2 separate regions of the Homo sapiens genome follow, and region 2 is linked to region 1. A link is a contact called in ENCODE Hi-C or POLR2A ChIA-PET data. All regions are on one chromosome and are shown on one strand. The core of a region is the stretch at or near the end of the contact, and the rest is flanking DNA. Distances in the headings are between cores, read along the strand shown. Region 1 has its middle 41 kb from the start of SCAF4. Region 2 overlaps TIAM1 (TIAM Rac1 associated GEF 1).

Evidence for each region. Hi-C counts contacts between places; a loop is a spot of excess contacts on that map. ChIA-PET counts read pairs that join two places held with the same protein, here RNA polymerase II (POLR2A). Pooled maps may share reads with other maps.
Region 2: a pooled map shows a loop between it and region 1 (4-fold over the local background). The contact joins two enhancer-like sites. A Hi-C loop is called at or near these places in 3 of 37 single-sample maps with no recorded cell type and 3 of 50 pooled maps. POLR2A ChIA-PET finds 5 or more read pairs at or near these places in 1 of 52 experiments (activated CD8-positive, alpha-beta T cell).

Annotation. Positions count from the first base shown.
Region 1 is chr21:31,771,285-31,774,257 of GRCh38, forward strand. No RefSeq gene overlaps it. Among named protein-coding and RNA genes, the nearest start is that of SCAF4, 41 kb to the left of the region's middle. RefSeq lists an enhancer at 1,540-1,829. Within about 2 kb of position 1,472, at least 3 of the 41 ENCODE cell types and tissues checked have a DNase peak (open chromatin) inside an H3K27ac peak, as active enhancers do.
Region 2 is chr21:31,200,195-31,203,646 of GRCh38, forward strand. It overlaps TIAM1 (TIAM Rac1 associated GEF 1), which reads right to left. Exons shown (of 28, transcript NM_001353694.2): 12 at 2,714-2,818. Among named protein-coding and RNA genes, the nearest start is that of TIAM1, 140 kb to the right of the region's middle. Within about 2 kb of position 1,602, at least 3 of the 41 ENCODE cell types and tissues checked have a DNase peak (open chromatin) inside an H3K27ac peak, as active enhancers do.

The sequences.
Region 1 (2,973 bases), core at 222-2,721:
TACAGGCGTGAACCACCGCGCCTGGCCTTCATCAACTAATTCTTTTGGTAAATGAATTTCTGCTTAAACCAGGCCAAGACCTTTCTTTATAAGAAGCCAGGCCAGTGAATCAGGGAGTGAGATCAGAGGAAAGGAAGTCTCCCTTTTGTGTCTTTAAGTCATGTATTGTGCCGTGACTAGCTGGAAAAGCTGCAAAATAGTATAATAGAAGCTGTATATATCAGCAATAGCAAGGATTACTTGTCTGAGAACCTGGTTTGTGCCAGGCACTGACCTTGATGCTTTTCATACATTGCTTCATTGAATACTCATAAAAGCTACCACACAGGTGTGATTCTCCCTATTTTACAGATGCATCAGCTGAGGCTCTGTGCGGTAAATAAGTTGTTCAATGACAGAGACCAAGTAAGTGGCCAAGTCAGGACTCATATCCGTCTTCCTGACTTCGAGCTTGAATTCCCTTCTACCATACCTTATAAAAAGAATTCAGCAGCCTGAGGTTCAAGGTTCAGCTGCATGATATTGAGAATTCATTTAGTTTCTCTGAGCCGCCATCTCCTTATTTGTGGAATGGAGATAATGATGACACTGATTGATGCTCAGCTCCTCACAGAGTTATTGTAAAGACAAGTGAGAGAATGACTATGTGTTTTGCAAGTGATTAAATTCACAAACACAAGTCACTTTACTTACAGTATACTGGAGACACTTACATTAGGCTTTTAAACATTTATATATATATGTATATATATTTTTTGATACAGGGTCTCACTTTGTCACCCAGGCTGGACTGCAGTGGTGCAATCTTGGCTCACTGCAGCCTAGACCTCCAGGACTCAAGAGGTCAGATCCTCCCAACTCAGCCTCCTGAGTAGCTGGGACTACAGGTGTGTGCCACCATGCCTGGCTAATTTTTTTTGTATTTTTTTGTAGAGATGGGGTCTCGCCATGTTACTCAGGCTAGTCTTGAACTCCTAAGCTCAAGTGATCCATCCACCACGGCCTCGCAAAGTGCTAGGATTATACGTGTGAGCCACCGCTCCTGGCCAGACTTTTTTTTTTTATTTAAAAAACTTTATTTTTAAACTTTAATTTTTGAGACAGGGTCTCACTCTGTCACCCATGCTGGGTTGCAGTGGTGTGATCATGGCTTACTGCAACCTTGACTTTTTGGGCTCAAGGGGTCCTCCTGCCTTAGCCTCCCAAGTAGCTTGGGCTACAGGCATGTGCCACCACGCCTAGCTAATTAAAAAAAATTTTTTTTGTAGAGACGGTGTCTTGCCATGTTGCCTAGGCTGGTCTCGAACTTCTGGGCTCAAGCTCCCACCTTGGACTCCCAGTGTTGGAATTACAGGTGTGAGTCAATGCGTTGGGCCGCATTAAACTTTAAAGTTTCTGAATTTGAGGACACGACTTTATGACAGGCAACCTCTCAGTTTTTCAGAATAGAAATAATCCTTTCAGTCACATGAGAGAACAGTGTCTTCTATTTTAAGTAGTCAACTTTCTCTTTAGTGTTGTTTGTATGTGGGCAAACCCTACCCAAGTTTCTGTTCCTGAAATCAATTTCTTAATTTGCATTAGGCAAAAGTGTTGCATAAGCTTATTTTATTATCATCCAGCTTTTTATAGATCTTTGCTGAGAGACAATACGGGCTTGTTGAAAGAGGCCCTGTTTGACTGTCCCAAGCCCTGGGATGGAGTCCTAGCCCTGGCACTTAGCAGCTGTGGGATCGTGGGTGAACTACTTCACCTCCCTGCTTCTCAGGCCTCTACATCTGCAAAGTGAGAACAAGGGGAGCTCTTTCCCTAAGGGCCCTTTCACTGTACTACTTAAAAATGATTGCAAAGAGTCTTGCGTTAAGCAAAACTGAACACCTGCTGTAAATGTCTGCACCTCAGCAACATGACCCACAGTAGAATCTATATTTAGTTGCATTTGGATAATCTTCCTTTCCCCTTTTGCTTTAGCACTTTCTACCTTCAATTATTTCTTTATTACAGCAATGCCCCCTTTTTGCTCTACTGATGTGGGTGAGATGCAAATGGGCCTTTTGAGACTCTTGCTGTGTCCCCTGGGCCCCAGATGGACAGATGGGAGACAGAACGATTGTGGAGTACATCTTGGAGCTGACAGGTTTTGGGGGCAGGAAGTGTTAGTCAACACATGAGAAAAATGGGGTAAACAGCTGGAAAAGGCTGAGCATTAGCTGACAGGCTCTTTAGCCAACTGTCCTAGGACTGGATCAGGGCCTTGTGCATGGTGGGAGAGGCACCTAGGACCTGTGGAAAGGACAGGAAGCCAGACCCAAGAAGCCTCAGGCTGCAACCTGGCCCTCAGTTATTATCACAAAACTTACAAAGGTGTGAGCCTCGTGAATCAGCTGCAATAGATTGTTGCCTTGAGGACAAGACAGTCTAAACAACTAAAAATTAGCCAGGTGTGGTGGCTCATGCTTGTTATCTCAGGGCTTCAGGAGGCTAAGGCAGGAGGATTGCTTGAGGCCAGAAGTTCAAGACGAGCCTGAGCAACACAGTGAGAGCCCCCCCCCAACCCCCCACCCCTCAACTTCTACAAAAAAATTTAAAAATTAGCTGGGCATGGTGGTGCACACTTGTAGTCCTAGCTACTTGGGAGGCTGAGGTGGGAGAATTGCTTGAGCCCAGGAGTTTGAGGTTGCAGTGAGTTATGATTGTGTCACTGGACTCCAGCCTGGGCAACAGAGCAAGACTCTGACTCAAAAAAAAAAAAAAACAAACCCAAAAAGCAAAAAGCAAAACCAAAAACCACACATACACAATGAAAATTATTACAAAATAGCCTGAACTTGGTAGATCCATTTCTTACACCAGGCATGGTGGCTCACATCTTTAATCCCAACATTTTGGGAGGCTGAAGTAGGCAGATTGCTTGAGCCCAGGAGTTCAAGACCAGCTTGGGCAATATAGGACACCCCATCTCTATGAATTAGC
Region 2 (3,452 bases), core at 352-2,851, 570 kb before region 1:
GGTGTGGTGGTGGGCAACTCTATTCCCAGCTACTTGGGAGGCTGAGGCAGGAGAATTGCTTGAACCAAGGAGGCAGAGGTTGCAGTGAGCCAAGATCGCGCCACTGCACTCCAGACTGGGCAACAGAACAAAACTTCATCACAGAAAAAAAAAAAAGTGATATCTTTATATTTACAAACCTTAAACTGAAAATCAGCATTTCCTTTTATCCTAAATGAATGTAGGCAACAAACATAGTAATAGTAGCAGTGCCTGTGACTCCGTCACGAATGGAAATCACAGTTATTTTCATATCATGTTTTAGCTGCTGCTAGTGTCTCAAAATATTATTTATGCTCATCGTTACCTCAGAACAGTGGTAGCTATTAGATCTACTGCTAGGTCTTGTAATTTAATGGTCTAGCTATTAGGTCTATGTCTACCTATTAAGCCTTATAATTTAATAAGCTAATAAATAAGAACATATATTACCAATAATTCAAAAAATATTTTTGAGAACTATTTCAATATATTTAGGGCACAGGTAAGCCTATGTATTCTATTTTACGCGATTGAAAATATCATTCTGAGAAGGGGTCTGGAGGCTCCACCAGGCTACCAAAAGTATCCAAAGGACAAAATAATTAAGAACCTTGGTTGAAACAGAGGTTTTGCAAGACTGTGGCATTTGCATCCTTACAGATCTATGGGCTGGAGACCTTCTGCAACAGGCCAAGAAATAATACCATGGTCTCCCTGTACTTAAGATTCTTTTAAAATACATATATAGCTATCTGCATACAAAAATTGTAGATCCAAACAGACTAAAGAGACCACACAATGGGCAAGGCTTAAAAATAATGAGTCCATACAATTTCAAAAACTATGTCTGAAGTACCTATACCTCTTATGTGAAAAATATGAGGAACATGGAACCTGGTTAGGCATGATCCCTATAATTCAGGATGCAAAATACTCATTAACCCCAAGATGCAAAATATATAATCTAATAACTCTTCTAGTGTTAGCAGGAAAGCACTTCCCTTTTTTAAGTAAGAAAAAAGGGTTTTCTTTCCTTTACTCATACAGCAGCACCAAGACTGGCCTTTTCCCCAGGCCAGAAAAAGAATACATCAGCCCTCTCTGTTAAATGTACTGAACACAGAACAGTTACTGATTTAAGTGATAGTTGGAAAAGGGCTCATTATTTTGATAATCTTCTATTGCATAACGTGCTATAAGTGTTACAAAAGCACACGCTCTCTTACATTTCCTTAAAAGCCCTTAAAGGGGCACAAGGTAACTTTTCAGATAACAGAAATGTTCCAAAGCATGATCACAGCAGTGGAAACAAGACTGTATACATTTGTCAAAACTCATTGGATTGTGTCCTTAAAGTTGGCAAGAGTTTCCTTAAATGTAAAGTATACCTCAATAAAGTTGACTAAAAACACAATTTCCTACTCATTTTTAAATCATGCTTCCCTTTTCCAAAAAGAGAATAATACTTGGGTTTAAATGTTCAGTTCCGCTTTCTGTGGTGAAACCCTCTCTGAAGTCACTGTTATTCACACATCCATGGCAAGCAGTCAGAGCCCCCAGAGGAATGACTAAGAACAGAGAGAGCACAGGAACTCCAAAATAGAGGCGCCTTGCTCCCAAAATGTTTCTTTCCTGGAACTGACAAACGCACCACTTTGCTAAAGAGCAAAGAGCTTGTCACTGGGCTTACTGCAATAACAACCATTGTAATTTACCAAGTAAGCATATTATCTCTAATCTTTGTAAAATCCTAGAAATTAAGTATTAGCATTTCATTTTTTTTTCTTGGCTAGTTCCATATGATTAGTAAGCAGGTCTGATTCAGAACCCCAGTCCCATAAGTATGTTCAAACTCAAATATATGTAAATGTCCCCGAGAAGCTATATAAATACAGTTCCAAAAGACTAGGACATAGATGGCAGCTTTTTTCACCCAACAAGATTTGATCCAGCAGTTTCAACATGGCTACGGATGTCACACAAAATTAGAATTAGCACTGTTTTCTGTAACAACAACCAGCTGATTTTTAAGTCACCAATTAAAATAAAAGACTGGCCGTGCGCAGTGGCTCACGCCTGTAATTCCAGCACTTTGGGAGACTGAGGTGGGAGGATCACTTGAGCCCAGGAGTTCAAGACCAGCCTGGGCAACAAAGCAGGATCCTGTCTCTACAAAAAAAAAAAAAATTAAAAAATAAAAGTTCGTCAGCCATGGAGCTGCGTGCCTGTGGTTCCAGTTACTCAGGAGGCTGGCACAGGAGGACCACTTAAGCCCAGTAGTTCAAGGTTGAGGTGAGCTATGATCACACCACTGTACTCCATCCAGCCTCGGTGACAGAGTGAGATCCTGTCTCTAAACAACAAAATAAAAATACTAAAATACAATAAAATAAAAGATTGCCAATGCAAGGAAAGCTAGTATTATAATAATGACTAAAGTTCTATCTAAGAGATAGCTCTAGATTTTGATTTGTCATGATAGCACTGCACTGCTTCGTGCGTAAACAAAGGTGATCATTCCACTCTGGAATACTGAGCTAAGTAGGGCCATCTCCACCAACTTAAGGGCTATGAATGAAGCTCATTTATTTTTGAACTCGTTCCACTCCACCAACTACAATTAACACGAGAACACTCATAATTTGAAGATAATCTCCCATAAAGTGTGCTTGGACAACAGTCATAACATTACCAGCTCATAGATGTCTTCCTCGGGCTGTGGAACATAGAGCTGCATTTTGTTTTCTATTAGAAATTTCAGGCGCAGGTAATGAGCAGAATGATCCAGTTGATGTGTCTGGGACAAAAAAGAAAGAAAGAAAGAAAATGTCTGTTCAATAGTAAATAGGCACAATTAGTTCTCCACCAACATACGATGTATTCCTATGACCAATAGAGTTTGTTGTTGTTGTTGTTGTTGTTTTGAGATGGAGTTTCACTCTTGTTGCCCAGCCTGGAGTGCAATGGCGCAATCTCGGCTCACTGCAACCTTCGCCTCCTGGGTTCAAGTGATTCTCCTGCCTCAGCTTCCTGAGTAGCTGGGATTACAGGCGCCCACCACCACGCCCAGCTGATTTTTGTGTTTTTAGTGGAGATGGGGTTTCACTATGTTGGCCAGGCTGGTCTCGAACTCCTGACCTCAGGTGATTCACCCGCCTTGGCCTCCCAAAGTGCTGGGATTACAGGCGTGGGCCACTGCTCCCGGCCCAATAGAAATTTGATGCTGAATGGGGGTATAAAGTTTCTATACTTCTTAAAAAGTTTACATCGTAAATGCAAAGTTTTAAAATAACTTTCATTGAACACACTGGTAACATTCCAAGGGTATCTTAGGATTCAATGGAAACAACTGACTCACATCTCCACGCCTCCTTATTTGATTCATTGTGCTCTCTAACACTGGTAAAATTTTCAACACAACACAGCAGATC